Linked DNA regions of Homo sapiens: all the other regions are linked to region 2. A link is a loop called in an ENCODE intact Hi-C map of the cell type or tissue named here. Cell type or tissue: PC-9. All regions are shown on one strand. Links, peaks and the distances in the headings refer to the core of each region. The heading gives the core; the rest is flanking DNA. Region 1 overlaps LOC124903719 (a long non-coding RNA gene). Region 2 holds the start of LOC124903715 (a long non-coding RNA gene). Region 3 overlaps ZFHX3 (zinc finger homeobox 3).

Region 1 (10,610 bases), core at 997-8,996, 180 kb after region 2:
CTTATTCATAAAAACAATACCTCTTCAGAGGGAATTGGCAACTTCTGCACTTACATATGAAATCAGGAGTTCCTCTGAAATACTCCTTGCAAATTCTATCCTCCAGCTCTGGAAGCCCTGGCTCTTCGGAGGGCAGCTGCCTGATGTTAAACCCATGGCCTACCCAGCAGTGACAGCCTGACATTCTCATCGCTCCATCCTGAACACTGCTGACAAATAAACCCACTCTCAGAAAAGGCAATTCTTCCCTCGCAGTTCTCCATACCCAGTCTCGTCTCATCTGGAAAGCGTAATTGGCAACAGCCGAAAGGATAAATATTTAAAAATAAATCAGGGAGCGCTAACCCCTTCCCTACTCCTCCCCTTACCCACTCTCCAAGCCAGAGGCCTGCCCCCTAACGCTGAGCTGGCTGGTAAATTACAATGATTCTACCGAGCCAAACCTGCTTGTCTCTCTCTTTCTCTACACATACACACTTACTAATGCTGTATCCTTCCACTTTTGCAAAGGTAAATATGATCTCTAAGATACAGTGGATGTCAGCATTCTGACTTCCAGCGTAACCTGGGCTCTCTTTTCACAGTACAGCGGGTTTAGACAGATTTGTGCACCCTTCCGGGTTCTTCTATTTTTATTAAATTATACGTATACATTGATTTTTAAAACTAGTGCTTAAATAACCCGGAGGCTTTAACAAAGAAAAATCCAGAAGAGGGCAAGAAACAAAAACAAACGTTCCTGAAATAAACAAGGAACCATTTGGAGCTGAATTGGCCTGAGTTCACCCCATGATTTTGAGGCAGTTATATTTAGGGGCCTGGTACCCGCTGGGTGGCCGAGCCCTCCTGGGTATGGAACAGAATGCAGAAGTTCCTCAGAACAGCTCACATTTGCCTTCATAACCATTGGAAGCTGGTGTGCCAAGGCCTGCACACAGATGTTTTGATTCACATTTTTCTGCTGAAGCCTCAAGGCCTCCATCCATCCCTACAGTGCTAATTCCATAGATTAATTTTTACCCCCAAATCGTAGGTGGAACATTATCTAATTTCCTTACCCACCCTCCCCAGCTCAGGTGCTAAATCTGTCAATGATATCCCACAACAAAGATACAAATGAGTAACCATTTTTTAAAAGCTGTGATTTCGGAGAGTTTTTCTAAATTAATTTTAAGTTACAAAGCCCCAAGTTTTAAGAAAGCCAAAATACAGAAGTTGCCTTAAAACAGCTTTACATGTTAGGTAAAGAGCTCTCTCTCTCTTTCTCGCTCCTTCTTTTTTAAACAAAAATATTATTTCTGAAAGGGCAAAGGGAATTTGCCATGCAAGACTTTTAAACACAGGGGGATTCTTACATTTGTGTTTCTAAACCTTGAAATTGAGAATTTTAATGAAAAGGCGGACAGATGCTTAAGGACAGCATCGCAATCTGGGTCCATACATTACAGGAGAGAGAGGCGCTTTGTTTGGGGCCAAGTAAAAAGAGGTGGGCTCCTATTTTGTTCATAGGCCATTCCCACCGTCTGACACATCCCTTTACAGTCGGTCTGATGCTAACCACTGAATTCTTGGAGGGGAAGCAGGTTGGAAGGAGAAGAAAGGAAAAGGGAAACAGAAGAGGAAAAGAAATGGGCGATGGGATACTGCCTGTTTATACAAATTGTAGATTTAAAAAAAAAAATCCCAACACGGTATCCATTCCATAGTATGTACCAAAAGCACTTTCACACGTGAGTTAAAACGATCCATTAAATGCTATATCGAAAGTACAACAACCAGGGTTGGAGTTTATTTTTTTTTTTTAATGAAGAATTCATTGAGGTTTGCAGTTCTCCCCTATTAAGCTTCTAAGGATGGGGCACAAGGCAGGAAGATAGACAAAAGATGACCTTTTTCACGCTTTCCCCCAAATAATTCTAGAATCCTATTTTCCTATCTTTTCATTTTAGGGCATTTGGGTTCAAAAATCTGTGCTAATCTGACTTCAGAGCCCCCGAGCTGAAAAATTCACATATCCTCCAAGTCAGCCAGTGTTTTAGAATTTGGATTTCTATTGAGGCTGTTCCAATCGCCAGTGAGGCCTACGGTAAAAACGTGCTTCATGCTGTTTCGTTTGTCTCTCTGCAGACAAATAGAAACTGTGAAATTTAAAGAATGGATGAAAAAAAGAAGTCTAAAACAAAGAGGTTAAAAAAATAGGACAAATGTTTTTGCTTTTCTGTCTCCCCGGAGCAATTGTGTGGGGAAGTCTGCATTGACAATAACCATGAGAAGGCCATCTAAAGGCGATGCGTACACAAGGGGACTCCTTCCCTGCTGCCTTTGGTCTGGGAGAAAAAGTACCTTAGCTCCGTTCTCCAGAAACAAAAGGCCAGGGCCACGGAAGGGGGGAGAGGTGACAGGGGCTTTCACATGGAGCCAAGTGTCAATGCTGGTTCATTTTTCACCCGTCTTACTTGGAAAGCGGCTCAGGGAACTTCCTAATGACTGCTTTTTCCCTCTCTCCCTATTATTTCTAAACCTAAAAGAACAAAACAATAATTTTTTTTTTAACCTAAAACCCATCATTCTATTAGAGGAAAGCCTTTGGGGCCTATGCAGTCAGATTTTCCTCTTTCCTTTCCTCATCCTGCTTTTCTTTTCTTTTTTGGAGGGGGGTTCCAATTGTAGATCACATGGAAATAAGAGACACTGGACACTATAGTCATTTTTAGTGACACCAGAACGGCCTTTATATCTACGAAAAGGCAGGAAACGGGGAGAAACACACATGCACAAACAACCCAACAGGGATGGAAGGCGGTGGTGGGGAGGCTGCGGGGGCAAGGCCTTGAAACACTTTCTTTTTTTCACAGCATGAGGTCCACTAATGCCAGCTTCAGATTTGCAACTGAATCAAAGTCTCCGAGTCGTCATTACAAGGTTTTTCGGTGGGTGGGGGCATGGAGAAGTGGACAATAAGGATGTATTAAAGACACAGACAAGGTGTGGCAGGGGCAAAGTGGGGGGAGGTGTTACAAAGAAAGGAAGCTGAGATGAATCACTGCGTGCCATGAAAATACCAGGGCGAGTGGATGTCGGAGTGTTTAACCAGATTTGAAGCTGGAAGCATCTTCCCCAGCGGGCAAACCCTAGGACGAGGCACAGCCACGCGACCCTCAGCCTTTGAACCCAGACCTGGCAGCTTAGGAGCACACTCCCCCTTCCCCAGGCAGCCACAGGCTCTGAGCTGAAAGGCAAGGCGGGGGTAGGGATAAGAGGGCCCTGCAAAGAAGCACAATCAACAACTCAAATATGAACGGAAATGACGTCAGCAAAGTGAAGGACCTGTTTACTGCAGATCAAAACAAAACAAACTTCCAAACCTTTTGTGTACACAAGAAAACTCTATAAAAAGCCTTCCTAAAATGTCACCAGGGTCGACACATCAGCAGCCCCACAAGAAAACGCATGACAGTTACCATGGAGGGAGGGGGGAGGAAAGGGGCTGAAGGGAAGATGATCTGGGGGGCTGGGGGGAGGAGTGATAAAACCAGAAGGAGCCCAAAACCCAGTTACTACTGCCCCCTCTGCTGATCCTTAATATTTATTGGTGTTTATAATCTAAAAGCCATGCTCCACGTTTCACTTAATACAAGGCCAGACAGTGTTGTCTAATGAGGTAGCATTACAATCAGCTTGTAATACTGAATTTTTAATGCTGCCAAGGATTCTGTTACATAATAATATGAAAAACAGAAGCTGAAAGTGGGCTCGCAGGGGACAGGACATTCGAGGTTCCAGGCAGGCGAGCGCCACCAGCCCGGTTCCCCTCCCCCACACCCGCCCCCCTACTTTCTGACGTGCAATCAACCCTCCATCCCGATACAGGAGGTCGGTATGGAAACCAGGAGGATTTTTTTTTTTTTTTTTTTTTTTTTTAGGAAATCCACACTTTTCATTATTATTGTTATTATACTCTCATCCGAAGTTTATAGCTCAAGAGTTTGAATTCTAGCTTTTCTGGGGTTAAAGGTCTAAAATGAAAATTAATTTTTTTGGAAGAGGTGGCGAAGAGACAATACAGGGGAAGAGAGGGGTAGCTTATTTTAAGCAAACCAAGAAATTTGGGAGAAAAATCACAGAGGGAGAAAGAACTTGGTGGGGGAGGGAATAGATGTCTGCCGACCATATTCACAGCTGCCGCACTCAGTTTACATTGGTGTAATTTAAAGGCATATATATAGCCGCCGTTGCTCCTCTCTGTAATACCCCAAGACTGTAAATCTATAACCACTGCAATGATTTAGTGATTAAAAACATGATAACATATTGTGTAACTGCAAACCACAGAACCCCTGCCAACTCTCTCTCTCTAAGATAAAGGGGAAAAAAATACAGAAAATGTGTTGCTTGCAGCCATCTTCCTAAACCCAAAAGATTTTAATAAAAGAACCTATACAGCAGACGAATTGGAAAGGGGTGAGTGAATTCTGTGTGAAGCCAGCAAAGGGAGAGAAAAAAAAAAAAGGCAGCTTTATGTGGGATTCTTTTCCTTGTACTAACAAATTACGACCTAAACATGCCTTTTCTTTTCTCTCTCTTTTTTTTTTTAATAGTTTGTTGTAACTGGAATAACTGGTCTTGTGCACTGTCTTGCATATTCAAAGCTGCTTTGTAACCGGATCTAGAGACCCAACCTTATTTGCCTGAACTCAATAGGGTTTTTTTCTCCCCCTCCTCCCGGGTTTTGTTTTGGATTCGGTATTGTGGGTTTTCTGTTGTTGCTGGGAGCCTATGTCTATGCAGGCATAGGCTCTGGTGCCTTTAAACCACAGACCAAACACCTGAAAGGGGGAGGCACAATTTGTACAATGGCAGGAGGAGCCTAAAATATACACCAAAAAATAAAATCAAAGCAGCTGTAGGGGTTTTGGCCTCTGAGCAGCTGACCTGACCCCGTTCTGTATATTCTTTTATTTCCCCATTGCAGGATTCCTGCACCTTGGGTCAGATTCAAACTCAATGTGACCCTGAGGAGAAGGCAGTCACAGAGTCCTGAAAAGCTGCTCCATATTTAATAGGGGTGGGGGAAGTAAGTGCATATGCATCCAGACTCCCCCAGTGAAGACACCCACACGGTGCAGACGTACGCGCGCGCGCGCGCGCGCGCACACACACACACACACACACACATACACACACACACACGTCAGGACTGCCAGGCCATGGGACCAGCTCCACCCCAGTTTTCTTGGCCCACACCACTGAGAGCCTGAACTCTCTTTGCGGGCCCCCCAAATCCTCATACCTACAACTCTACACACACACACACACACACACACACGCAGAGAACACCACTCCTCCAGAGACTTTGTATGTTTAAAAAGTCCACAGATCTGAATCGCCTCCTCTCTGGACCGGAGCAGGGCAGTTTATTCAGAGAAATCAATAGGAAAGAGCATTTGCAAATATTTATATAAGCCCTGTGCGTTTCAGCATTAAGTAATTAAAAACTAAAACCCGAGGAGGGGGAAGGGAGACACACAGACAGAGGAAGGCTGCTGGCCTAGAGTAGGTTTTCCTGCCCACACCTCATCTTCCCAAACCGCAGTCTTTTCAAAACTGACTCCGTGTACACTTTTTACGAAATCCTCTTCGTACACCATTTGCTAGACTATTTCAAAATCATCTCCAAATATGGATTCACCTACCACCAAGCTTTCAAGACTGACTGTGTCTGTATTCTATCTCTCTTCTCATACACACACAGCAACTCATACTTTTGACACTGCGTCAATCTCTAGTATATTCTCTTTTATTTTCCTATCTCTAATATACCTGCACTAGTTAAAAAAAAAACAACAAACCTAACATTGTAAGATAAGAAGAGGGCCCCCCAAGTGCCCATTCAAGAAGCAAACTCCCAACCCCTAGGTCTCCTGAATACCCCCCACTCCCCTCAACCCACAGGATGTCTACACTTTGGGGGTTCAGCTCCTGAAACCCCCACATGTAAACAGATTTGGAAAAAAAAACAACTTCAGCAAAATGGAGTTTTAGAATGAGCTACTATGGAGTGGACTTCCCTATATTGTTCCGGAGGGCAGGGCAGTAAATTCTGGTTGTTCTCCCTCTAAATCCTCTCTAAGAAGCCAAGCAAGGCGCTGGAGCACCCACGCTGCAGATATTGTAGAAATTTACAGTAAATGTAGGTACACGATTGCAGCACGCTGCCCTATTGATTATGCAGATTGTGATCAATCTTCTCCCCTCGCCCACTGCCCAAGCCTCTTTCGGAGGACCTCCAAATAAGTTGGTCTGCAACTAGCTATTCTCCCAAAGTAGGGAGGAAAAAAAGTAATTTTTTAAAAAACATAATAAATCCTCAATTGTCCCCACTGAAAGGGCTCGAGTCTTTTTTAAATTCCAAAGTGAATTTATGTTCTGTAATTTGCATTACAGCCAAGCGATCACCGTCTGTCATATTCTTCAAAGGTACTTAACAAACTGCCTTTTAAAAGTCACTAGAACTGGAGGCCAGAAAAAGGCAATCAGCATGCTCCGTCCATACAGTGCTTAGATCAAGTTTCAATAATTGAGACCAATAAAAATTGTCATATTTACCCTACTTGAAAGCAACAAGGGGGAAAAGTTAAGACTGGGTGCCTTTTGAAAGCGCTTGTAATCAAAGAATTTGCCACAGTCCAAAGAATAGCACAACATTGAACAAAAGTCAGATTCTGAGCAACAGCTTCACTCGCAAAGTGATATATACATATTTTAATTCAATAGTTATACAAGAACCCTCCGAGTACTGAGTCCATACACAACTTAATTATATACACTGCATGAAATACACTTAGATCTACTCTCCAATAGATATGCAAAAAGACGGACATTAAAATGCATAATGTAAAATTCAGGAACACGGTTTTTGCATCGAGTGGAGCCGGGCGAGGGGTGAGAGTGGGGAACCCAACGTAAACAATCCCAGATTCGCGAGAGCAAAAAAAAAAAAAAAGAAGAAGAAGAAGAAAGAAAAGAAAAAGAAAAAAGGCATCCTCGGATGTCTCTGAGCTCAGCTGGCGGAAGAAGGCCGGCCGGGCGAGGTCTGGCCCTGGCCAGCGGCGCAGCCCCGAGCCCCCGGGAGCCCCTAGTGTCCAGGGCAGAGTCCCCTCTGGGCGCTCGCGGCGCTGCCAGTGGGGCAGGGCGGAGAGCGCACAGGTAGAGGATCGCGCGGCCGCCTCGCCCCCTCCGGGACCCCGTGGCTCCGAACGGGCTCCCGCGTCGCCGGCAAGTCGAGCCCCAGCGCGGAAGGCGCTCGCCCGGCCAGCGGTGGCGGCCGCGGCAGCAGCAGTGGCTGCGACCGCGGCGACTGCTCCGGGCCGGGTGCGCGCCCCGCGCGGCTGCTCAGCCCGGGGCCCCGGCGCCTCTCGGGGTGGGGCAAAGTTGGGGGCCGGGAGCGGCGGGGGCGGGGGCACTCGGCACCGCGGACCCCCCCATACTCCCCCCACCGCCGGCCGCCGCCTTTGTCTCCGAGCTGGTACCCCGGCCGCCCTCCCGCCCTCGGCCCGCGCCCCGGCCGGCCCTGCCTGGCGGCGCCTCCAAACTCGCCGCGCGGGCCTCGCCCCGGGCGCCTCCACCCTCCCGGGGGTCGCCGGCGGCCGGCGGCGGCGGCGCGGGGCCGGGGAGGAGGGGGCGGCCCGGGCTCGGCGGCGGCGGCGGCGGCAGCGGCGGGAGGAGGAGGAAGAAGAAGAGAAAGAGAAAGTTTGGCGTAGGGGGAAGGCGAGCGGGACGCAGCGAGCGAGCAGGGCGCGGGCGCGGGGAGCGCGGGCGGCGGCGGCCGGGCGCGAGAGCCGGGAGGGGGCAGGACGAGCCCCATGCAAAGCAGCCCGGGCGCCCCGAGGAGCCCCGCGTCCGGGCGGTGGCGGCGGGAGGAGGAGGAGGAGCAGGCGGCGGCGGCGGCGGGAAAAAAAAAAGAGGGAAAAGTTGCCACTTACGCGGTTGCTTCTCCGGCGGCGGCGGCTGCAGCGGCGCTGCTGGCGACGGCGGCGGCGGCGGGAGCTGGCGGCGCTTTTAATCCCGAAAAGAGGCGCTCGGGCCGCGGAGCCCATCAAGGCAGCAGCGGCGGCTGGCGGGGGTCGGCGGCGGCGGAGGACGCGCTGCTGGCGGCGGCGGCGGCGGCGGCGGCGGCGGCGGAGCTGGAGCGCGCTCGGCGGAGCCCGGGGCGGGAGGCGGCCGCAGCCGGGGAGCCGGAGCCGCCGCCGCCGCTGCCGCCGAGCAGCATGGTTGGCGGGGAGTTTACAGCCCCCGGAGCGGGCAGGGGCCACGGAAGAGAAGCGGCGGCGGCGGCGGCAGCGGCTCTAGGCTGTAATTGGGATGCAAAGCAGGCGGCGGCGGCGGCTGCGGCCGGGAGGAGGAGGAGGAGGAGGCGGCGGCGGTGGCGGCTGCAGCGGTCGGAGGGGACGCGCTGGAAGTGGGAGCTGATGAGTGAAAAGAAAAAAAAGTCTTTGGATCTTTATTCTGCTAATTAGTTTCCTGCAAAAAATGGCTGTGATTAATTCAGTGCGCATGTGCTTCATTACCCAGGCACGACGGGAAGGGCTAATTAGCCACCTTCTGGATCAATAAGATTCAGCAAAAAAGAAAAGGGGGAGGTGGAGGGAGGCAGAGGGGAGGAAGGGAGGAAAAAAAAAAAAAAACAGGGGAAAGTGATGAGCAGGGCAAGGAGAGCAGGAAGAGAGGATGGGAGAAGAGCCTAGAAGAGGGAGAGAGGCTCCAAAAGTTTATGCATGTATTAAAAACACACACACACACACACACGACACACACACGAGCGCGCGCACACACACACACACACACACACACGCACACACACACCGAGAAGTGGAATGCATAGGAGCAACAATAGGAACCTGGCTAAGAATCTTTTTAAGATTTTTTTTTTCCTTTCTTCTTCCCCCCCTTCTCTTTTCTTTCTTATTATTTTCCCCTTTCTCTCTCTCTCTCTCTCTCTCTCTCTCTCTCTCTCTCTAAGCAAACGCAGCAATGTTTAAATTAACTAGGAAAAGAGCATCTCCAAAGAATGGGGGCATTAGTGGAGGGGGACAGCTTAGAGTAAAGGTTTAAGTGAAAGAGCAGAGACTTCGAATAGAGACCACTTTAAATTGCAAATCTGAGATTTTTTAACTGAAGGAAAATTACCTCCCCCCAAATCAGAGGACGAATGAAGAAAATATGGAGAAAACTTTAACACATACCATAGACTAGACAAAAAATATATGTTAATTTTGTGTTCTGAAATAAGACGCAATCGGTCTTCTCTGGTTCTTTAGAAGGAGAGAGGAAGAGAGGAGGGGTGATTAGAAGAAATAAAAGGGAGAAAGTGAATCAGAACTGAAAGGGGATAACTTCAGGAAAGACAAGAAAAGGAAAAGTTGCACTTGGAAACAAGTCCAACTTTCTACCTTTCTGGACTTAAGAGAAAAGTAAAATCAATTTTCTCGTGTGAAACCTGGAAAGCAGATGTTTTCAAAACACAGGAAGCTATTTTGCCATCAAAAGCAGGGATGTAATAAAGGCAGTGAAAAATAATTTCAGACTGAATTCATAAGAGAGAAAGCCAATATATTTAAATATAGAGGAAAGGCCTAGGGTGTAGAAAGGGGAAATTACATACCCCTTCCCTAATGCCAAAAAAAAAAAAAAAAAAAGCCTTACAGCTACCTCCAAGAGTTTGGAGCACAGTCACGAAGCCAAAGGGCTTGAAATGAGAGGATGGATTTCAGATAAAGACTAGGAGCGGTACATCCCACTAGAGCCCAAAGGAGATCCCTGGAATCAAAGACAGCAGCGAGGGACCCTACTACTGTACCGATTCCCAGTACATCAAAGCCATCACTTAGGCTGGTGCACGGTACCTCCAAAAAGCAAGCAAACAAACGCAGGAAGAACAAGAGTCAGTGTCTGTCTGTCTCTCTCTCTCTCTCTCCCCCCTCTTCTCTGTCTCTTCCCCCCCCTTTCAAATCCTAGCCTCAGCGTCACTGCTACTGCAATAGATTTTTTAAAAATGACAAGTTGTATTTATGTAAGTTCTAAATATGAACTAATACCATTGAAATTACAATGTCTGGAATAAAATAAAATGCAATCAGCACTTTAAGTAATCTGCAAATGTAAAAACAACATTTATGTTTTTGAAGGCATTATTAGTAAACCCTGTAACACCAGATAGCTTGCTAAAACTTATTTTTCTTGGGAAAAAATGTTGCCCTAGCCTACCAGATTATTTATTTTAGAAGGAATTTGGGAATTAATCAGGAAATCTGTTTGATTAGAAAGTAATTCTTCATTTTGAGAGATTTTCCAATGCTCTTAAGAACATGCAGCTTCTTAGTCAAGACTAGAGAGAAAAAAACCGGTTTAGGATTTTGCAGGGTTACCTCATCTAATCCTTCTGAATTCACTCTGGGAATAATGCTATTTTATTTACGGGGGGCGGGGGAAGAAAATACATTTAGAAAAATCAGGGGTTTCCTCTCTGTGAGCCAAATCTGGGTTGCCATTCAAACTTTTTCTGGCTGCTTTTCCATGCAGGACAGCTGATCAATAAAGCCAAGTCCAGCCTG
Region 2 (10,610 bases), core at 1,570-9,569:
CGAGATCCTGCCACCGCACTTGCACTCCAGCCTGGGCAACAGAGTGAGACTCTGTCTCCAAAAACAAAAAACAAAAAAAAAATTTCAAGGAATTACAAATTGAAATTAAAATAAGATTCCTAACATCCCCAGTCCAATTATATAATTTTGTATTCTTAAGTATTGCAATTATATATATTATGCATATTTCAGATGATATGCAAATTTCATTTACTACTTATTGTTTCCATATTGAGGAAAATGTTCAATGAAAACAGAGCTCCTATCAGCACTTGCAGTTCCCCTCCAATACAAATAGCCCCAAAATCAACATATTATTCCCCTCTTTAAGGCTTTCTTTTTACTCAGAATTCAACATGTGAAAGTACTCTCTAGGTTCTCAATTTGTTTAGGAGATTACGAGAAAAATAGGAGTTTTCAGGTATTTGTGTTTTGCTTTTTTTGAGACAGAGTCTCACTGTGTCATCCAGGCTGGAGCACAGTGGGGTGATCTTGGCTCACTGCAACCTCCGTCTCCCGGGTTCAAGCAATTCTCATGCCTCAGCCTCCGGAGTACCTGAGACTACAGGCACGCGCCACCATGTCTGGCTAATTTTTTGTATTTTTAGTAGAGAAGGGGTTTCACTATGTTGGCCAGGCTCGTCTCAAACTCCTGACCTCAAGTGATCCACCCGCCTCGGCCTCACAAAGTGCTCAGATTAGAGGCATGGGCCACGTGCCTGGCCATGTATTTGTTTTAAATAAATCTATGATATTCACACTCACCTACACGCCTTTCAAAAGATGGTGGGGGGTGGGGGATGGGCAAAACTAGACTTCCGAAAGATGGAAGAAAATGGGATTGCAATTTTTGGCCCTGCCCAAGATCCTCTCTTTAGGCAGAATGGCCTGCTCATTGGCTCCCGACCAGAGTCCTGAACTCCCACAACAGCCTGGGGTCTTCTTCCTCTGTCTCTACTGATTTATCTTTCCAGTTTCAGCCTGACTCTCTCCTTAGAGCTTCCCCACCATTCAGTCCAGGAATTCCTCACCCTCGAAGGCCCAGAGTATTTACTTCCTGTTCCACTCTCTGCTACTCACTACGGATCATCTTGAACCCTGTTAACCTTCAATGGGCGTATTTTTCACATCCTTCCAAAAGATCATAGGCTGGGCTCATTTCTTCTGTTCTTTTTATATTCCCTCACAGCAACCAGTATTTACAACTAACAGATGTTTAATAAACAGCTGCAAAGCTCAACATGCCCTAATGTTTTCAATGCAAGAATGAAGGGGAAAGAATGCCTCTGAATGACTCCAAAAGCATGCTTGGAGAAAATGGCAAATGTTTCTGCTGCACATTTAGAGGCCCCAGAATACAAATTTGCATTTGCACGACTTCCCTTTTCAATGAGAATTCAGGTACGTTCTTTCATTTTATCTTATTAGTATGATGAGATTTGTTCTTGATGAATCCGTACCACCTCAGCTACTCGTCATCATTCCATTATCACTACGTGTTTATAGATTTTCCCTTTTATTACTCATTTTATTTTTTCCATCAAGTATAGTTCATATACGAGGTAGTAATTACCAGGTTTTCTGCTCCTTACACTTCAAGTTCGCCAATTTTTTTCTGATCATAAAAGCCTAAGTGCCTATTGTCAAAAATCTTGAAAACAGAGAAAGTATGAAGACGAAAATTGTCCATAATCAGTGCTGTCTTCATATAGATATTTTAAAGGAAACTGTGACAATTATATGTGTTTTTGGGTCTTGCTACCCACCCCTCAGTCTACGGAGCTTGCTTCCATATCCTTAAATATTAATCAAGAACATTATTCTTAATGGCTACACAGATTTCCACCACATAATCGTAACACAGTTTACTTAATCTTCTTATATTTTAAAAGGCGTATGGCTGATGTTTCTAATTGCCTTCGTAATAAGCATACTTCCTTGCTAACAGAACACTCACTTTATTCAAAGCACAATACCCTCAGCCAAAACCTGTTGTCTGTTGTGCCCGAGGACAGTCATATGATGCAGTCCCAGCCAATGAGATGTAAGATAAAGCAAGTGGGCGGGGCTTTGGAGGAAACTTTTAAACAGGTGGTCTTTCGTGACGCATGCACTCTCACCAGCCTCACTTTCTTGTGCCTGGAGCTCAGATGGAGGATTTTTTGATTTTTTTTTTTTTTTTTTTTTTTTTTTTGAGACAGTCTCACTCTGTCGCTCAGCCTGGAGTGCAGTGGCACAATCTCGGCTCGCTGCAAACTCCGCCTCCCGGGTTCACGCCATTCTCCTGCCTCAGCCTCCCGAGTGGCTGGGACTACAGGCACCCGCCACCACACCAGGCTAATTTTTTGTATTTTTAGTGGAGACGGGGTTTCACGGTGTTAGTCAGGATGCGATCTCCTGACCTCGTGATCTGCCCGCCTCGGCCTCCCAAAGTGCTGAGATTGTAGGCGTGAGCCACCGCGCCTGGCCTGGAGGAGCCATCTTTAGACCATGAGGAGGCAACAAGCGCTTGGTGAGAATGGCTACATGGAAACATAGAAGGAAAGTGGATGTCTGCTGACTCAGTGGAACCTTCACTTCTGCACCTGACTGCCCTCCTCCCAAGGCTGCTTATATAAGGAAAAATGAAACCTCTTTTTTTTTTTGAGACAGGGTCTCGCTGTGTTGCCCAGGGTAGACTCAAACTTCTGGGCTCCCAGTATCCTCCTGCCACGGCCTCCCAAAGTGCTGGCATTGCCGGCGTAAGCCACCACACCATGCCCTCCTAACTCATTAAAGCCACTTTGGAGTGTTTCTGTGATCTATAGCTGAGTGGTGTGAAACAAAAGAATAACCTTTTTTTCCCCCACCTTCTGCTGTCTTCATAGCCTGTGATACAGCTTCAAAAACAAGGACCAAGACCTACACACCACAACTGCTGGGGTCATCCAGTCCAACCTGGGACAGAAGTCCTGGACAGGAGAGGTGTCAGGTCTCTCTTCCTCTGAAAGGGGGCTGCCTAACCTGTTGATGCTGTGCTCCCATCAAGAAGCTCACAGAGAATGATATGGGCCAGTGTTTGTTCCGTTTTAGTGCTCATACAACTCTAGCTGAGATTAACCAAGAAAACTGCCCCTTACTGGCTCAGGGAACTCCCATAGAGAATTCCCATAGGGAACTCCCATAGGGAATTCCAAACTTACAGGCCAGTAAGGTGGCCTGGCCGCTCTTCCACCTGGAACACAGCTCACTGAATACGGCAGATACCTGCAGACTGGGGGCAGAAACTGGGCTCTGGATCCCTTTCCCAGCGGGGAGACCTGGCTTGGTTGTGAGCCCAGCCCTGCAGGGAGGCTGCAGATCCAACACAGCTCCTCTTGGAAGCCCTCTGTGCCAGGAGGCACAGCCCAGATGCCCCGGGAATCCCTGAGGGAAATTTCATAAAACATGTGACTATCTACACAGCCTGCTAGAGGCCAGATCATTGCTCACACGGCTAAGTTGAAGCCTCAGTGCAGTTTCTACTTCATTCAGGGAACTGGAGTTGCAGCTTTCACTAGAAGAGCTGCTTCTCCTTGATGAACAAACCATTCCGCCCATAAAAATGCTGTGGAAAGTACTGTAAACGCTAATGCAGCCAAAAACTTAAAGACTGGTATAGGGTTAACTGAACTGCCACGTTAAGTCAGGTGTAACGAGATGACAATGCTTTAATCCTGCTGCTTAAAGCGATGTCTAAAATGTGCAAGTCAAATTTCAAGCCTTTGTAAGAACATAATGGTAAAGATAATTTCATCATTATCAGGTGATGCAACAACCTGCCCGGTCCCAGGGCTGGAATTCCAAACAGTCACGCCTTTGCAGAGTTTTACAGCCCTGGAAGAGAGGGGAGGCCACAGTGAACACCTGTGATGATAACTCCAGCCCATGCCCCGGTGATTTTTGACAATTGAATTAATGTTGAAATGAGCTTATTTTTCTGTCCTAAAGGGAAAACGAGCCTAAAATCCTGTTAATCTAGCATCCTGGTTACTCAGTTTCACCATAATTTATAGGATAGTTTTTCTATCCAAAAACTAAGGCTATTTTTATCCCAACTTCGCCGCTTCATAAAACACACGTGCATGCATGCAACTTCAGAGGTTTTGGCCTAAAGCAAGTTTTCAAAATAACCGGGTTCAAATATTTCATTGAGATGGTAGGGGTGGAAGAATCTTATAGAAGCAAATTTTACTGTTCTCTGTAAATTCAGACTTCTTCAGCCACAGATGGCTCAGGGATCCAGTCTCGCTTGAGAAACATGATGGAATAAGCCCACAGTCAGAGCTTCTTCTCATTCAGTTTCATGAAAGCTCTGAGCTCCCACAAGTGTCTGCTGGAACTGGACAGGAAGCTTGCAAGATGCTGGCTACGATTCAGCGCAGTCACCGCCTTCCCCAGTCGGCCCACCATCCCCAGCCATCCAACCACTTCCTCCCCACGAGGCATCGCCCGTTGGAAAGTTTTATTAACCAAATGCTTGAGGGTTTCTGTATATTTATATTACCTCCTCTTCTCTCCTGTTCTACCCAGGCATGTTGAAAAAAAAAAAAGTTATGATATACTTTAATAAAAACAAAATTAAAATGATTAAACCTTTCATATCCTTTAGAGATAATCTCTCTTCTCCTGGCTGGTCCAATCTGGAAGAAAACAAATGTGAACCATAGCTTGCTGCTGCTTTTCAATTTTTTTCCCCCCTAAAGAAACAAACAGAAAAAGCCGCCTGTGGCCAGATTTTTAAAATAAATTAAATTTGTCCTCACACACGGCAGCCAGGTGTGGTTGAAACATTCTTTCCAGATATCTATGATATATGCCAACATCCTTCCCTCTGGGGGTCTTTCAACGTGAGCCTGACAATCCCAAGGGGAACAGAGACTTGGCGGGGGAGAAAGGGGGGTGATTCCAAAATAGTTATTGAAAAAGAATCACTATTTCCCAATTAGCCCTGTAATAATGCCTTACAGGAATGACTGGATGCCCTGCCCCTGCACGCCATCTACCAAAACCAAAAAATAGTCTACATTCCTGATTAAAGCAAAGCTCAGAGAAAACAGCCCGGTATGGCACAAATCTCCCCGGTCTTATGTGTTCTGAGGAAGTCTTCAGATCCGCCCAGGGTCTGGGCACAGGTCCGCAGGGAATCAAATGGCTGCAGAATTCGATCAGGCCTGTCTGTCCAAGGCCAGCTAGATATGGAAATCAGAAGTAGGTCATCAGCCCTCAAGAATCGGATAATGACCTCTGGACTCGCAGCGCTGGGGCCACCAAGAGAACAAAGGTGTTAAGGCACTGTGTAGGTTTTTCTGTTGTTGTTGTTGGTGTTGTTGTTACAATATCTAATAGTGAGATCAAATTCTTATTGTGGAAATAAACATCACGGTCTTCTGTATGAAGATGGTCTGCGGAAAGTGACCACGCATCAGAGTGTCCAGCGTAGGAGGAGAATCTCAGTTTGCCTTAGTCATCATAGCACACACCCTGAGCACAGTAAGTTTCTCATTCTTCGTGTCTGGTGTTTATGTTGTAGTAGAGACGACTCGTCCTCAAGTTAAAAGGACAAAAGTCTTTCCTGTGTTTCATACTTGGGCGGTGAGTCACTAGGAAAGGATTTGGTTTTTAGAAAAAAAACTTCTGATCCCTGGGCTAAAACAGAGAGCCCCAAAGAGCTATGTTGATCCCAGACAAGCACGTGCGTGGATTCTTCAAAGTTCAGGTCAACTCAGGCCCCTCCTCCTTGCAGTCAGCCCTGTACTCAAGGTTGCTGGAGACATGGCGCCTCTATTTCCTGCCCAAAGAAGCCCCCTTAACTGGGGGCCACGGGTTGAGTGGTGAAGGAGGCAACTCACACCTGAATTATAGTGGGCTTGTAAACCTGAACAGGGCAAGTCACAACTTTGGGAGGCTGAGGCAGGAGGATCACTTGAGGCCAGGAGTTCAAGAACAGCCCTGACAACATAGTGAGACCCTGTCTACAAATGAAAAAACTAGCCAGGTGTGGTGGTGCATGCCTGTGCTACTTGGAAGACTGAGGCAGGAGGATCACTTGAGCCCAGGAGATGGAGGCTACAGTGAGCCATGATTGTGCCACTGCACTCCAGCCTGTGTAAAGACCCTGTCTCTACAAAAAAAGAAAACAAAAACAAAAACAAAAAAACAAAAAAAACTCACCTACCAAAAGTCCAGCTGACATCTACTACAAAATTCCCATTATTGCCATAAAAACATGTGGGCTGGGTTCAAGGCTGCATAGCAGATGGCCAGGCTACATCCTCATCACACACGCACTTCACTGGTGCCAGTGCCGGTGACAGGCTAGAAGCCACTCCAGTGAGGACCCCTGCCAGGGCCAATCAGATCAGGGCTGCCCTCCCCATGCTGTGGGGCTTCTCAATGCTTCTGAAATGGACTCACACAAGGAAGTCACAAAGGGCTTTGGACATTAGGAAAACCATGCAAACTGTTTCCACTTCTCAGAGCAACCCGAGGCACGCGCTCTGGAGTGTGCAGAGTCACAGATAACTGCTGCTGCTTTGCTCACCGCAGTCTTAGGATTTCTTCATTTCTATCCTGGAGAGAATCCAGCAATGGATCACACTGTTATCTAGACACAAAGAATCCCACCCCTGGGGCAAAGTGCTACTTGTCCCGTGGATGAGTTTGTCAGCCTGCAGCAAGGAGGCCAGACGCAGTGGGAAGAGCACAGCCCTGGGCCCTGGGCCTCTGTACCAAGTCCCTACTCTGCTGCTGTCTACAGCAGCCCTGTCCTCAGGAACCTTCTCCAGGGAAGGAAATGGCTTCTGTCTGCACATCCAATACAGCAGCCACTAGCCACATGGCACTGAGACAGATGGGCCGCTGCAATGGGAACCTAGCGACATGAGACATCCAAGATTGCCAGGAAGGGTCCGAGTTCGCCTCTGCTTTATGCTCGTGCAGGACAGGAACGGCCCTGTGGAGGCTGCCCTCGAGGCTCACATCACAGGCTCAATCTGGGAAAGACCAGCCATGGGAAGCAGGATGTGACTTGCCCTGGAAGCGCAAGTGAAGGACGGGCTCCGAATGAAAGCTACACAAGGTAACAATATACACACTGGGATCTTTATATTATGTCCAGCCTGGAGTATATAACACAGGGTAAGGAAAAACCAAGGAATTAAAAGTCCTTCAGGTACTTCGAGCAACTGAAATCCTTTGGATGGAAGTCCAGTCAATCAGCTGGCCCCCTATTGAATTCTATACCCTAATGGGTCATAGAAAATTGTAAGGCTCTAGGTAGCATCTACCCCAACCAGAGCACAAACACCACACACAAGCCCAGGGAGATCTGCTTAGTCCCTAAAAGCACAGTGGGCAGCAAGGAGGGGTTTCTATTTCTTTTTTTTCTTTTGAGACGGAGTCTCGCTCTGTCGCCCAGGTTGAAGTGCAATGGCGCGGCCTCTGCTCATTGCAACCTCTGCCTCCCAGGTGCAAGTGATTCTCCTGCCTCAGCCTCCCGAGAAGCTGGGATCACAGGCACCCGCCACCATACCTGCCTAATTTTTATATTTTTAGTAGAGGTGGGGTTTCATCATGTTGGCCAGGCTGGTCTCCAATACCTGAGCTCTAGTGATCCGCCCGCCTCGGCCTCCCAAAGTGCTGGATTACAGGTGTGAGCCACCATGCCCAGCTAAGGAGTTTTTATTTCTATAAATCCCTCCAACAGGAGCCTAACACAGGCCAGCCTGCTGGAGCACCTTCAGCAAAGGCAGCTTTTCTCGATGCTAAGACCATCAAATTTCACAGGCACAAGAACCTTCCTCCACGTGGCCGGCTGTCAGTCCTCTTGGTGTTTGCCAGCAAGAAGGTTTCGGTGAGGGCTGTGTGAGAACAGGCAAGGAAAGAGTCATGGTAAAATGGGCTCAGAGGACACAGGGCTCTGACCCCTTTTCCTGTCCTAACAAGTGTCTTTGAGCACTTCCGGCTTCATTTGGAGTCCCCTTCCAGCGAGGTCGCAGTAGTTAATCCCATGCCAAGGCCAGCACTGAGAACCGTGTGCTGCGAGCAGGAAACCAGAGAAGGCCTGGTGGGCGCTGACAGTTCTGTCCGAGGCGACTTCCAGGATCTCCATGACCTCCCTTCATCTCTCCCACCACCTTCTGTCCTACCCTCCTGCCCCACCCAAAGTGACCACAGAAAAGGAAACAAGAAACTGGCTTCAGATATCAGAAAGTCTGGGTAATAGACTGAACTGTGGTCCTCCCAGTGTCCTAGGTTGAAGTCCCAACCTCCAGTACCTGAGGATGTAGCTATGACTGGAGACAGGACTTTTAAGGAGGTGATTAGGTTAACGTGAGGCCTTTAGGGTAGACCCTAATCCAATCTATCTGGTATGTCCTAATCATACAGAGACACACCAGGGGGACTCACAGAGACCAGGCTATATGAGACCAAGGCCTCGGGAGAAGCCAAAACTGCCGGCACCTGGATCTTGAACCTTTAGCGTCCAGAACTGTGAGAAAATACACTTCTTTTGTTTCAGCCAACCAATGGAAACGGGGGGTGAAAAATACACACATTCTTTTTTGACTTTATAATATGACAATTTTTGATAAAATTTTGGGTTGAAACAACAGATGGCCCTGTACCAGGAAAATCACACATTGTCTGATTTTTGATATTCTAATTAGAGCAGAGGTCAAAGATCTTTTAAAAGCAATAAATGGCTCCTTTTATTAACATATACACAAAAGGTCTCAAGATAGTCTTGAGGCATAAAACTATAAAAACCCATTTAACATCCACTCTGAAAAACACATCTTTACAAAGTCCTTTCAAAGTCCCTCAAAACTGCTAATGGAATAAGACATAAGTAGCAAAAAGCAAAATTAAATGCTTATTTGAAGACTGTTCTCCCAAACTGAGAAAAACTGTGAAACAGAGAGAAAGATCAGCAAGAAAAGATGTACCCTATCCAGGCTGGCGGGAACCACACTTCTCTAAAATGCAAGCCAAAAAATATTAAGGAAAATGTAGCCCCAAACCTAGCCTGGGTCTACCAGAAGTCTGAGGAAACCCAGTGAGGAGGAGCTGAGCATGGTCCAACAGAACCTTCTGAACTGCTCTAGAAATCTGTATTGTCTAAGTTAACCATGAGCCCCATGGCACTATTAAGCACTTGAAATCTGGTTAATATGATGCAGAAACTGGATTTAAAATTTTATTTAGCATTAACAGAGAATTTTGAGAAGCTTCCTTGTGGCTCTCAGGAGACCAGAAAGCCCAGGAACCAGGGAGGTATGGGCAGCACTTAGACTGAGGCCACAAAACTTTCCACTGCTCGTCAATGTTTGAAAAAAATAATTTGGAACCATAATTCTTATAATTGGGTCACAGTTTGAAGGGGGTTCCTTAACATCTGTGACTCTGAGAAAAAGCCTTTGAGCTATTTCTGTACGCAGAGAGATAGATGCATGTTCTATTTCCTCCCTGGCCCCTACCAAGGTCGGGAACAAGTTTCATATAGGATGTAAGTAGCCCTAGAAATGGATTCTTTGGACATTCCTAAAGACGGTACAGGTACAAATCATTATTTCTCGAGAAACATCCATTCAGGCAGTGGAGAAAGTGTGAACTCCAGAGGCTAGGATAGGGGATCCATATGGGAGGGGTCTGCACACATGGCAGGAGACAGCAGAGGACGGCTGCCACTTCCTGCTACACTGTCGGCTTTAGGAGGTCTCTCCCCTCCAGTGAAATCCAGGGACAGCACCCCCAAATCCAGGGACAGCACCCCCAACTCCCAGCCCAGCACAAACACCCACTGACTGGCTAGCTATCCATATTCACTTTAGGGTGGAGTTTCAGATTTTCAAGTTTCTTGGATACACCTTTCGAAGGTGACTTGGGATGTTTCGAAATAAAGGTTTCACAGAAAGAACACTTGGTATGACATGATGTCCTGTGGCTCCCTTGGGGGTCCCCATGTCACTGGGCTCTGATGAGCCAACGGGGGTCTCTGGCATACTCACACCCCTAAAAAGAGGACCCCCGCCCAATGCTCACCCCTCAACAAATGCAAACACACCCATATACTGTCTCTCCTAATTCCAGGAACCATCAGCAGGTACCCCTTTTTCCTTTTTTTTTTTTTTTTTTTGCTGTGCCAAAAAAAACCCTCTCTGCAGTGAGTGGCCACAGTATCAATGCTTCTCCCAGTGGGCAGCGTTGGGCACGTGCTGCCACCCACTCATGAAGATAGCATGGAAGACAGCCTGGAGCCCTTGACCAAGAACAACACTAACCAGAAGGGCAGTGTACAGCTGGTGCCACGTGTCATATGCTGAAACAACACGCACAAAACCCTGGTAGCTTCATCATCCCAGAAAAATAACGCAACGAATGAATGGTGGATCTAGAACATCAAAGAATGAGTGAATACGAATCACTGCAACTCAGGCCACTGCGGCCAGGTCTAGATAACTGCTGAAAAGGTGCAAGTCCTGGAACAGCCAGCCAGGACACAGGAGGCTGGGTACGAGGCTGCACGCTCAACCCACTGCCCACCTGACCATCCTGGTGATGCCACACCTTCTCCAGGGGGACCTTCC
Region 3 (10,610 bases), core at 856-8,855, 76 kb after region 2:
CGGCACCATCCTGTGGCCAGTTCAGACCTCCAATTTAAACTGACTGCAAAGGGCTTTTTTCTTTTAATGGTGGCAAAACTAAGCCAGTCCAGCAAGGTTCTTGCTCATTTGAGATAAGGGGATTGGATGCGTGGTGTCCAGACCTTCCTCACTGCACCATAGCTGAGTCCACAGTCAGTTCCAGAACATTCTATCCCCTCTACCTCATTCCTGCTTTCTCCTCCTTTCCCTAAAGTGCTTTCTTAAGCACTACGTTATGCAGGCCTCCCCACATCCTGAGAAGGAACAACTATAAAATGAAGTACAATTATCAACCCCGGCAGAGGCCGACATGGGCAAAGGACTAGAAGTCTTCCTTATATGGAATCTCCGTTTAAAATCATTCTGAGTAGAGTAGGGACTCAACTAGCTCGGGGCCAGCAGAAACCAAACACTCGTGGGCCCAAAGACGCGAGAAACAGTGTGAAAGGCAGGAGGAGAGGCTGATAATGGGAGTGAGGAAAATGAAAAGAGAGAGCGAGGGAGTGGAAGGTGTGTGGGATCAGGCCAGGGAGATTTATGGCGATTTGTACCTGATTGTTCATACTAAAGCCATTATGGGATGATTAGAGAAAAAGGTGAGGCTTTAAGTCCAGTGAAAATCAATAGAGACGTCTGGAGCAATTCTGCCGTGCAAGTGAAAGGACTATTTACAGTATCCGGAGCACCTCCCCCTCGGTTGCCGTCTATGGAGTAGAGGGAAGGGCTGGGGGGAAAGCGGAGGGTGGAGGGAGAGAAAGAATAAATGGACAGGAAAGAGGGAAGAGGAGAAGAGACAGAGGAAGAGGGGGAGGATGGGAGAAGCCCAGGAAGAAGAAGAAAAAGTATAAGGAAGAGAAAGAGGACACAGAACCCAGGAAGCAACAGAGCGGGGAAGAAAAAAAAAACACACAAAGGAGGCCCCTCATGGACCCAATTTTCCCCACAGCATTTAGCACCTTCTAGCCTGCTACAAAATTTATCCATCGTTTCTCACCCATCTCCTGCTAAAAGAATGGAAGCTCTATGAGGGCAGGGATTTTCTTTTCTTTTTTTTTTTTTTTTTTGGTCAGATTCATGCACTGATGTGAACAAATGCCCAGAACAGTACCTGTCATTGAGAAGGTACCCAGTGTACATATGTTGGTGGAATGATGGATGGATGAAAGAAGGAAGGGAGGAACAAAACACCCCAGGAGCATCCGGGAAAGGAGAAATAGAAAAAAAAAAAAAGGAATAAAGAGATGGAAAAGGAGAACAGAAAGCCTAAAGGAGAGAGGGAAACCACAGGAGCAGAGGATGCAAAAGAGCCCATGTAAGAAAGAAAAGAACCAACCCTAGAGGCGCTGTCAACAAAACCTGACCCAAAATTGGGCACCCAGAAAGAGAACCTTCAGCTAGTCAAGCTACTCACTGAACCTGTCACGTTTCCACCTGGTGACAAAGTGGACACCGCCGACTCTCCTCTCAACTCCAGGTTCCCAACCAACAGCCAAGCAGGCCATGCCAGAGACTGTCCGACTCCTCCCCAGTGCTCCCTAACTCCCCGGTGCGCAACCCCCTCCTTTCAGAAAGAGCGCCTGAGCCATAAGGAGCTGGGCCTTACCTTGTACAACTTCAGGCTGGCCTCGTGCCTGGAGTTGACCGTGTGCAGCCGCAGCTTCTCCAGGCTGTTGGTGTAGTAGTCACAGGCGTTGCACTTGAGGTGCACGGGGTTGCCGATGGCCACACACTTGAGCCTCCACTCGTTGGCCTTGCCGCCCTCCTTGATGTGGGCCACCAGCTGGTACTTCTGCACGTGCTTGTCTGTCTTGCAGTGCAGCTGGAAGTTGGCCTTGAGCTGGGTGTTGTAGCGGCAGAGCTTGCACTGGTATGAGTCCCCCATCACCGCCTTCCACTCGTCCTCCGACAGGCTGCGCTCCACGTTCATGTGCAGGCCCAGCATGTCCAGGTTGTCCGTCGTGAACTTGTTGCAGACGGCGCACTGGAAGAGCTTCAGCGACGGGTCGTTGGTCTGGATGAAGCTCTCGCCCAGGTTCATCAGCTCCTCTGACACCAGCTGCCCGCCCCCGAGCCGCATGTCTAGGGGGATCTCACCGCCCACTGCAGGGAAGGAGAGAAGGAGAGAGTCAGACACCAGGCTCATGGTCACGGCCACAGCTGAGGCACCCCCCAGCCCTCCGCCACCCTCAACTGGGGTCCAAAAGGAGAAGATGACATTTCAAGTGTTGCAAAGGGCTACTGGCTGGAAAACAAGCAAACAAACAAACACAGTCAACCTGATGTGTTTCAATCTTTCCTGCGGACATTCTGAGATTTCTGGCAGGTTTTGTATTTTCTTTCTTTAGGAAAAGAACACCTAGAAAAGTTAGGAGCCATAGCCTCTTTAATATTTCCTTTTCTTTTTTTTTTTCCCGAGATGGAGTCTTGCCCTGTTGCCCAGGCTAGAGTGCAGTGGCACAATCTCAGCTCACGGCAACCTCTGCCTCCCGGGTTCAAGCGATTCTCCTGCCTCAGCCTCCCAAGTAGCTGGGATTACAGGCACCCACCACCACGGCCAGCTAATTTTTGTCTTTTTTAGTAGAGACAGGGTTTCATCATGTTGGTCAGGCTGGTGTTGAACTCCTGACCTCAGCTGATCCAACTGCCTCGGCCACCCAAAGTGCTAGAATGACAGGCATGAGCCACCGCGCCCAGCCACCTCTTTAATATTTCAATTCATCCCTTCTCTGAGATCCAAGAAAAGACAGAAATATGTATCATTCACTGGATATAACAGAATCTCAAACTGCAGACCTTCCAAAATTGGAAATGAGTCACAGCTGCAATCGTAACATACCAAGCCTTCATGGGGAACCAGAATTGGGCCCAGAATGTATCTGAGGTGGCAGTGACCAACATGACTTTCTGCCACCTTGAGAACAATCTATGGCTGTGTCATCTGGTGCAGCAGTCACTGGCTACCTGTGACTAATAAATACCTGAAATATGGGTAGTGCAACTACGGAACTGAATTTTCAATGTTATTTAAATTTAGGAAGCTACATGGTGGTGAGTGGCGCCTGGGTTGGATAGTGCATCTCTAAAGCAAAGATCTGGGGAGTGGGGCTGGACGTGGTGTCTCACACCCCTAATCCAAGCACTTTAGGAGGCCAAGGCAGGCAGATCACCTGAGCTTAGGAGCTCAAGACCAGTCTGAGCAACATGGTGTACAAAATATACAAAAGAAACTAGCCAGGCATGGTGGCGTGTGCCTGTAGTTCCAGTACTCAGGGACTGAGATGGAAGGATGGCTTGAGCCTGAGAGGCAGAGGCTGCAGTGAGCTGAGACCATGCCACTCAGCTCAGCCCTGGTGACAGAGCAGGACCCTGTCTCAAAAACAAAACAAAACAAAAAAAGACTTGGAGAGTAATCCCTCTACTCCTCACTGCTGCCCTCTGGTCAATATCCCTCCCGTCAGTCAATGCTGCCAACCCTCCCATGTCTTCTCAGTAGGGCTACCTGTTCTCTTTCCTGATCCTCTGCCCTGGGTGACATGTGGGGCTACCCTAGGACCAATCACCTTCCCTTTATCACTCAGTCACCTACCTACAGAGATGCACCATAGCTGGGATCCCCATCAGGGCACCACCTCCCTAGGACAGGGGTCCAGTCTTATCCTCGCTGGCCCTCTACAGAGTGCACAGACGCCCAAATGTTTGCTGTGCCAGACAAGAGTGAAAAAAGAGCGGGACTGCTGCACGTTCAGGAAGTGGATTGAGACAGGCAGTGAGACACGAGGCTCAGCTCCACGTCTCCACGAAAGGGCCGGGCGAAGATCTCTTCCTCCCTCTCCCACCCTGGTCTTTTTCAGTCCATCACTGCCCTGCATAAACCGGGTACAAGCTCACATTTGCTATGGTAAATTAATACTGCAAGGGCTTATTTCTACCAGGAGAATGGCTTAAAAAGAGCAGCCTTCCCTCCAGTTCCTAGAAGCGTACGGTCAAGCAGAAGGCTGGGCACTGGCGTCTAGTTTCTCTTTCCTAAACACACGTGCACTTGAGCTATTAGGTCTGCCCCACCCCCCAAGTGAAATTTAAACTTGACCTTTTATGTGTGGTTGGGCTGAGGTTATTTTATTTTTTACAACTGATTAGAATCCAAGTCAGTGGCTCATCAGAGAAAATATTTTTTTCTTTTTTTTATGATTTTCTTATTGACGCTACACAAGTCACCTCGAGTGATAAGATCAGTACAGGTTCTGCTAAGCAGACCAGCAGCTGCGTTTGAAGCTCACGGACAGTCTAGCAAGCCACAGAAATCTTTTGCACATGCATTCCAGAAGGCTTAGGAAGCTTTCGGCTTGTTGTCTGTCTTCCCATCTCCCCTGGTGAGAGGAACCATAACTATGTCATTCTTTTTAGGATAAGAAAGAAAAACAGAAAGGAAAAAGAAAAAAAAAAAAGCCTAAAAGCTCCATCCCTTAACGGGGACGAAGGCCAGGCAACATCCAGGAAACATACTCAGTGTTCAGTCAAAGCAGAAACTGCCCGGAGGGTAAGACAAGGAGCAAACATATATTTGTTTCTGATGCCAACCACCTGAAGCATCAAATCGTCTCCACTTTTTAGATTTCACCCCGGCACATCAACATCGCTCTAAAGAGAAATTCAGCTGTCACTTGCTGATGCCTGAGTGAAAATGAGAAGTCCTTGGAATAAGCAGAGGAACGAAGTCCCAGTTTCCACTTTAAGCTCTTTTTTTTTCAAGAGACAAGGTCTCATTCTGTTGCCCAGGCTGGAGTGGGTCACTGCAGTCTGGGCCACCAAGGCTCAAGTGAACCACCTGCCTCAGCCTCCCAAGTAGCTGGGACTACAGGTGCACCCCACTACGTCTGGCTGATCTTAAAACAAAAATGTTTTGTCGAGATGTTGCCCAGACTGGTCTCAAACTCCCAGGTTCAAGTGATCCTTGGACTCCCACAGTGTTGGGATTACAGGCATGAGCCACCATGCCTGGCCAGCATTCTAGGCTGTTAAAATGAAATGCAAAGGACAGAAGCAGCAGAGTGCTGAAATGAGTGAGGATGACAGGCAAGTGAAAACTCCCTTCGAGAACTATGCCTCAGAGAAACAAGCCCAGGGCTTAGAATCCTACAAATCCGCTAATCCAGCTGCCACAAAGTGGGGGAATCTCACCCAGTTCACAAACAGGAGCAGGGCCCCTATAAATAAGAAACTGGGGCTGGGCATAGTGGCTCACACCTGTCATCCCAGCACTTTGGGAGGCCAAGGTGGGCAGATCACCTGAGGTCAGGAGTTCAAGACCAGCCTGGCCAATGTGGTGAAATCCTGTCTCTACTGAACACACAAAAATTAGCTAGGCATGGTGGCGCATGCCTGTAATCCCAGCTACTCGGAAGGCAGAGGCAGAAGAATTGCTTGAACCCGGGAGGCAGGGGCTGCAGTGAGCCGAGACTGCGCTATTGCACTCCAGCCTGGGCGACAAGAGTGAAACTCCATCTCAAAAAAAAGAAATGAAAAAAAGAACTTGGCAGGTCCTTAGTCTTGAGCCACACTGGATACGTGGTCTTGGAGCAGGTCCCCATCTCTGGGTATGCACCTAACTCTAACACTGGAACTGACACCTTGACACGTGAGCCCACCCATCAGCACATCCTCAGGAAGGTGCATGGATTCAAAGGCACACTCTGGAATGAAAGGGAGACGAAGGGAGCTGCTAAACCTTGTGCAGGTGTCCAGGGGCTGGCTGGCTACTTGGGAAACACACAGCCACCCCGACAAGCAACCCCTTTCTTGGTGCTATGCTAAACTTCAGAGTCGAAAGGAAGGTTTGGGAGGATGTTCACAAGGCCTCAAATCTAATGTGCTGTCTACAAAGAGCAGCAGATCCGACTGTACTAGGCGAAGGAGCCCCAAGCCTTTCCTCAAAGGCTTCTGAAAAGAAGCAACCCCACAATCAGTGTCTGTTTGATGATACTAAAGAGGGCTCTGCCAAGGGAAGTATGAAAACAATCACCTTGTAAAGAGGAGTGTATTTCACAAAAACATTTTTCTCCCTGCAGAACTCAGTCACATCTAATAACACCTACAGCCATCTTATAAATGGACCATGGGGAAAAAAAACCAGTACAGCCACAGCTAGAACTGAAAGTTATGGCTGTTTTTATTTGCATAAGTTGGTTTCTCCTACTGAGGTCATACAACTCAAATTCCAAGTCTTTTGGACACTTCCTATGGCCCCCACACCCACTCGAGCTTCTGGCATAAAGGATTTGTGGCTCTCACACCTTCTCAGCAGTTTTCGCGGCCCAAGGAAGGCACAGGTTTCCAGGGACTCCCCGTGGCCGACAAGTAGTGACACTGGAAATTCAAGAGCCCTTTGTGACTGAGCTGGATAAATCCTTTGGGAGGAAGAGCTCCAGTCTAAGAAATATGGTGTGGCCCTTCCATGTGTGTCTACAACACAGGGCTTCATTCTTCTGCTCCTTCTGAATCTGCCGCAATGCCCAGGACAGTGCATGATGCCCCAAAGACTCACAGACACTTGGTGTGAAAGCGAAATATTTCTCTACTTCTCAATACAAGCCTTAGTTACCTGTTCTTAAGGTAATTAAAAAGCCTCACTTTAGGCTGGGCACAGTGGCTCATGCCTGTAATCCCAGCACTTTGGGAGGCCAAGGCGGGCAGATCACCTGAGGTCAAGGGTTTGAGACCAGCCTGGCCAAGATGGTGAAGCCCCATCTCTACTAAAAACACAAAATTAGCCAGGCATGGTGGCGGGTGCCTGTAATCCCAGCTACTTGGGAGGCTCTGGCAGGAGAATCGCTTGAACACAGGAGGTGGATGTTGCAGTGAGCCGAGACGGCACCACTCACTCCAGCCTGGGTGACAGAGCGAGACTCTGTCTCAAAAAAAAAAAAAAAAAAACCCTCACTTTGACCCAACATGAACCTACCCACGTTCCCACGTTCTGTCTTCATTCCACCTCCGTTATGTTTGATTTGCTCCAAGATCTACCTCCCGAGATTCTATGACTCCTTCTAATTCCTACTGGCTTAAAGAAAACCTTAGAGTACTCACTCCCATCTCCTGGTGTGCATGGTTCACCCTGGTGACAAATAAGACGACCAGTGCTTGTGCATCCACAATTAGCCAGTTGGTTTCAAATACCCTCAAATCATTTGGTAATAAAGGATCAACAGGCAAATATTTCAAAATGGAAAATGAGATTAAAGTACTAAGGATTAAAAACTGAATACATAGCAAGAAAAACCAATGGAATGCTTTGAAATATAACTCATCGGCAACAATTAGCACTCAAACACCACACAAATAAACACTTGCCAACTGCTGAGGCCTGGCCCTGCAGTCATCTAAGCCATCCTGGAAAAAAAGTCCTCACTGACACTCTGTTGCCAAGAACAACCTATTCCCATGTCAATAATGGCATATTGCTTAATTCAGGCCATTGTCACTGGTCCCACGAAGTCCATTAGCAGCGTCACGGGATGGGACGCAGGCAGGATCCTGTTTGAAGCATACCGGGTGGAGGCACGAGTGGCCCAACTATCAGAAGGTTCTCATGAAACCCATCTGTAGATTGTTTTGGCAGCAGCAGCTATCCTCAAAGTGGCTGTGGTTCGTTCTACGTAAAAACTCAAAGTTTTTAGCACCCAAATCCTACACTCTTGGTCCTATTCTAGATATTGTAAGCCAATTGGTAAGACTGGGAGCCTGAACAGAGCCAAATCAGCTTCTCTAAAGCAGAGGTCATTCTTCCTGGCAGCGAAGGCTCCGCTAACCAGGATCTAACTGCTATTAAAAGTTAACTTTCCTTGATGGACAATTTTTACAACTTACTCATTTTTCATCTCTCACACCCCTCACAACAGTGCCACTGGGGAATTTAATTCCCAATTAATTTCCAACTATTCTAATCACCAAGTACTCATCAAAAATAAGCAAAAAAAAAAACATCTCTTTCATTGAGGTCCTCATAAATATACAGAGAACTTTGAGAAGTCTATCTGGATGGTTCCCTAGCTCGGCACAGAATCAGCCTTTAGTTATCTGAATAACGTACACTGTGGTTCCGAATTCCTATTATTAAGATGATTGTCTCTACTTAAATCATTGAGGTAACTGTCCCTAGTCCTCTTATTGAAATGATTGCCTCAGCTACAGTTTCCTGTAAGTTTCAGTAAATATTCGATGAAACCCCAAAGTTTTAGGTGATTATAGTGATTTTTCAAATTGAAAGAAGAGACAGAGAAAGAGAGAATGGGAACAGAAAACTAGAGGAAACACTCACATTTTAATCCTGGCCCCACGTAGCCAGAGTACAAGCATATCTCTTTTGAATGCATAAACTCTTCCATATGTACACACACAGTTCAAGGGATTCTTGAGAATACTTGATTGTAAGACACTCCAGTTTACACAAAAACCACTCGAGAAGACCAGAGTCAACTGAATCCACAGGACTATCTCACCCTATTCACCATTCTCCCTGGTTAAACTCCTATCATGAAAACAGACAAACACGTAGTCATCCTCACCTAGAGCAGGCGTCATGGCGGCCATGGGCCCGGCGGGATCCAGCTGGAATCCGCTCATCATGAACTGGGCGTCCGAGGCAGCACTGTCCATCTTCAGGTTGGGCAGGTTCATGTTCTGGGCCAGGTAGTATTGGTAGAGCTCGGCCTCGGCGGGTGAGGGCAGGCTGCCGAGGCCCAGGTGGCGGTTGTGTTGGATCTGGGTCATGTTCTGTTGCAGTAACATCATGTTATGCATGTGCTTCTCACTGGTCATGTGAATGCGGAGGTTCCTGGCCACGTTGGTCTCATAATCACACACCTCGCACCGCCAGGTGGGTTTGGTTTTTGGTTTGGTCGGCGAGGGGGCCCCGCAGGAGCTACTGATATTGGCTGCCGCCGCCGCCGCAGCCACCGCCGCCGCCGCCGCCCCGGCAGTGTGGCTGAAGACCTGCTCCCCCCCTCCATTCTGCAGGTTCTGCATGTTGTTGAGATGCTTGTCAGACTGCATATGAATACTGAGGTTGCCTTTGGTAGTTGTGGAGTAGTTACACACCTCGCAGCGGAAAGGCTTGTAACCACACGTGTAGCTCTCGCCTCGTGCCAGCCGGGGGTGGGGCTGCCCGCTTTTGCAGTAGACACAGGAGCCCCCCGGCTCCGGGTGCTTCTCCTTCATGTGTGCCTCCAGGGTCTGCTGGTACTTATAGTGCCAGTTGCACTTGGGGCACTTGAGTGTCTTACACGAGTTACGAGAATGCATCATGGTCATGTGGCCGCCCAGCGAGCGGGAGGAGCCCAGGACCGTGTCGCATTTGGGGCACTCCACGCCACTCCCCGAGGGGCACTCCCCAACCCCAAGCTCGCAGAGGGAGCCAGCGTGCTGGTGATGGGGAACGAAGCCCCCATCGTCACCCTCTGTGCTTTCATTTGGTTCTGGTGCTGTGGCATTGTCTTTATTGGCACTTTCGTCAGCGAAGTCCAGCCTCCTGCCGCCCTCTGCCACATTGGCCCTGACGCCCTCACTGTTAAAGCTTAAACGATTCCTCCTGTTCGCACCATCAAAGACAACAAAGGAAGAAGCAGAATTAGAACTAGTAGAAGCTGTGCCCCTCGACAGGGTCTGGAGCACGTTAGGCATTAAGGGGGAGTTAGAAATGCTTTGGTTTGAGAGAGCAAGGTCCTTTTTGCTGCTACTACCTGCTGCGGCCCCAGGCTCCTCATGGGGCCTGTCCTCCAGTTCCTCATCCAACTCGCTTGGAAAGAGTCCTTTGCAACCCTCGTCTTCCTCCTCCTCTTCTTCCTCCTCCTCTTCTTCCTCCTCCTCCTCCGCCTCTTCCTCCTCCTCTTCCTCCTCCGCCTCCTCTTCGGCTGGCTCTACCTTCTCAGAGAAGCAATCCCCGTCGCCCACTTCCTGCTTCTCTCCTTCTGCCGCCCCAGAGTCCTTGCCCTCTGAGGATTTGGTAGGACTGGAAGCCAGAGGCCCCAGGGGGACTGAGGTAATGGGGGTCTTCAGTACCGAGCTGGTGAGCCCGCCAAGGTTCAACAGGGTGCTGGGGGTCAAGAGACCAGCCTGGGGCTGCTCGGGGCCAGCGGCGGAGCCCGCTGGGAGAGCTTCCTCCCCTTCCATTCGAATGCCACTAAATTTACCATAAAAACTGTGTCCGGGGCCTATGAGGTTAGCTGTGGAAACTAAAGGGTGTTGAAAGTTTTTGTTTTTTGGTTCCAGAAAACTTACAAGGGGTTCCTTGTCTTTGCCGATCCCTTGGATGATAGCGGAGATGTTCTTATTGCTAAGAATTTTCCGCTCGTCTTCGCTCAGGGTCATTCGATGGTCATGCACCGCGTGGGTCACAAACGAACGGACGTACCCAAAGGAGAGTTTGCACAAGAAACACATCAGGATGGGCTTCCTCTTGCCATAGAGCACAAAGCCATCGAATTTGGACAGGTCCACATTGTTGGGAACATCTTTGGATACGCAGGAGCTTTTGGCAGAACCGTCGCTGTTCAGGTAATCCTTGTTGCTTTTGTGTCGCACGTCAAACACGCGGA

What was found. Hi-C counts contacts between places; a loop is a spot of excess contacts. Peaks named below come from ENCODE experiments on the same cell type or tissue, not always from the same donor. Only the 100,000 strongest peaks of a DNase experiment are listed, where the experiment ranks them.
Region 1: it touches region 2 in a loop (11-fold over the local background); 5 of 110 quality-filtered maps call a loop at or near these places.
Region 3: a loop joins it to region 2, with 6 times the contacts of the local background. A loop is called at or near these places in 3 of 110 quality-filtered maps.

The regions. Positions count from the first base shown.
Region 1 is chr16:73,050,548-73,061,157 of GRCh38, forward strand. It overlaps LOC124903719 (a long non-coding RNA gene), which reads left to right. Exons shown (of 2, transcript XR_007065116.1): 2 at 1-241. It also overlaps a transcript of ZFHX3 not described here. Among named protein-coding and RNA genes, the nearest start is that of ZFHX3, 7.7 kb to the left of the region's middle. RefSeq lists enhancers at 2,590-3,090, 3,091-3,591, 4,656-5,168, 7,008-7,740 and silencers at 7,071-7,470, 7,751-7,970, 8,051-8,140, 8,221-8,330. In PC-9, for the core only: a CTCF peak has its summit at 7,103; DNase peaks (open chromatin) are centred at 3,014 and 4,614; H3K4me3 peaks cover 6,246 bases; H3K27ac peaks cover 6,041 bases.
Region 2 is chr16:72,872,033-72,882,642 of GRCh38, forward strand. All of the region lies in intron 4 of ZFHX3 (zinc finger homeobox 3), which reads right to left. LOC124903715 (a long non-coding RNA gene) reads left to right here and starts at 306. Exons shown (of 2, transcript XR_007065111.1): 1 at 306-1,401; 2 at 2,868-4,608. RefSeq lists enhancers at 5,012-6,211, 6,226-6,727. In PC-9, for the core only: no CTCF peak of the experiment used is centred there; DNase peaks (open chromatin) are centred at 3,799, 4,359 and 5,609; H3K4me3 peaks cover 401 bases; H3K27ac peaks cover 4,395 bases.
Region 3 is chr16:72,948,845-72,959,454 of GRCh38, forward strand. ZFHX3 (zinc finger homeobox 3) reads right to left here. Exons shown (of 10, transcript NM_006885.4): 2 at 8,583-10,610; 3 at 1,625-2,121. Among named protein-coding and RNA genes, the nearest start is that of ZFHX3, 94 kb to the right of the region's middle. In PC-9, for the core only: no CTCF peak of the experiment used is centred there; no DNase peak of the experiment used is centred there.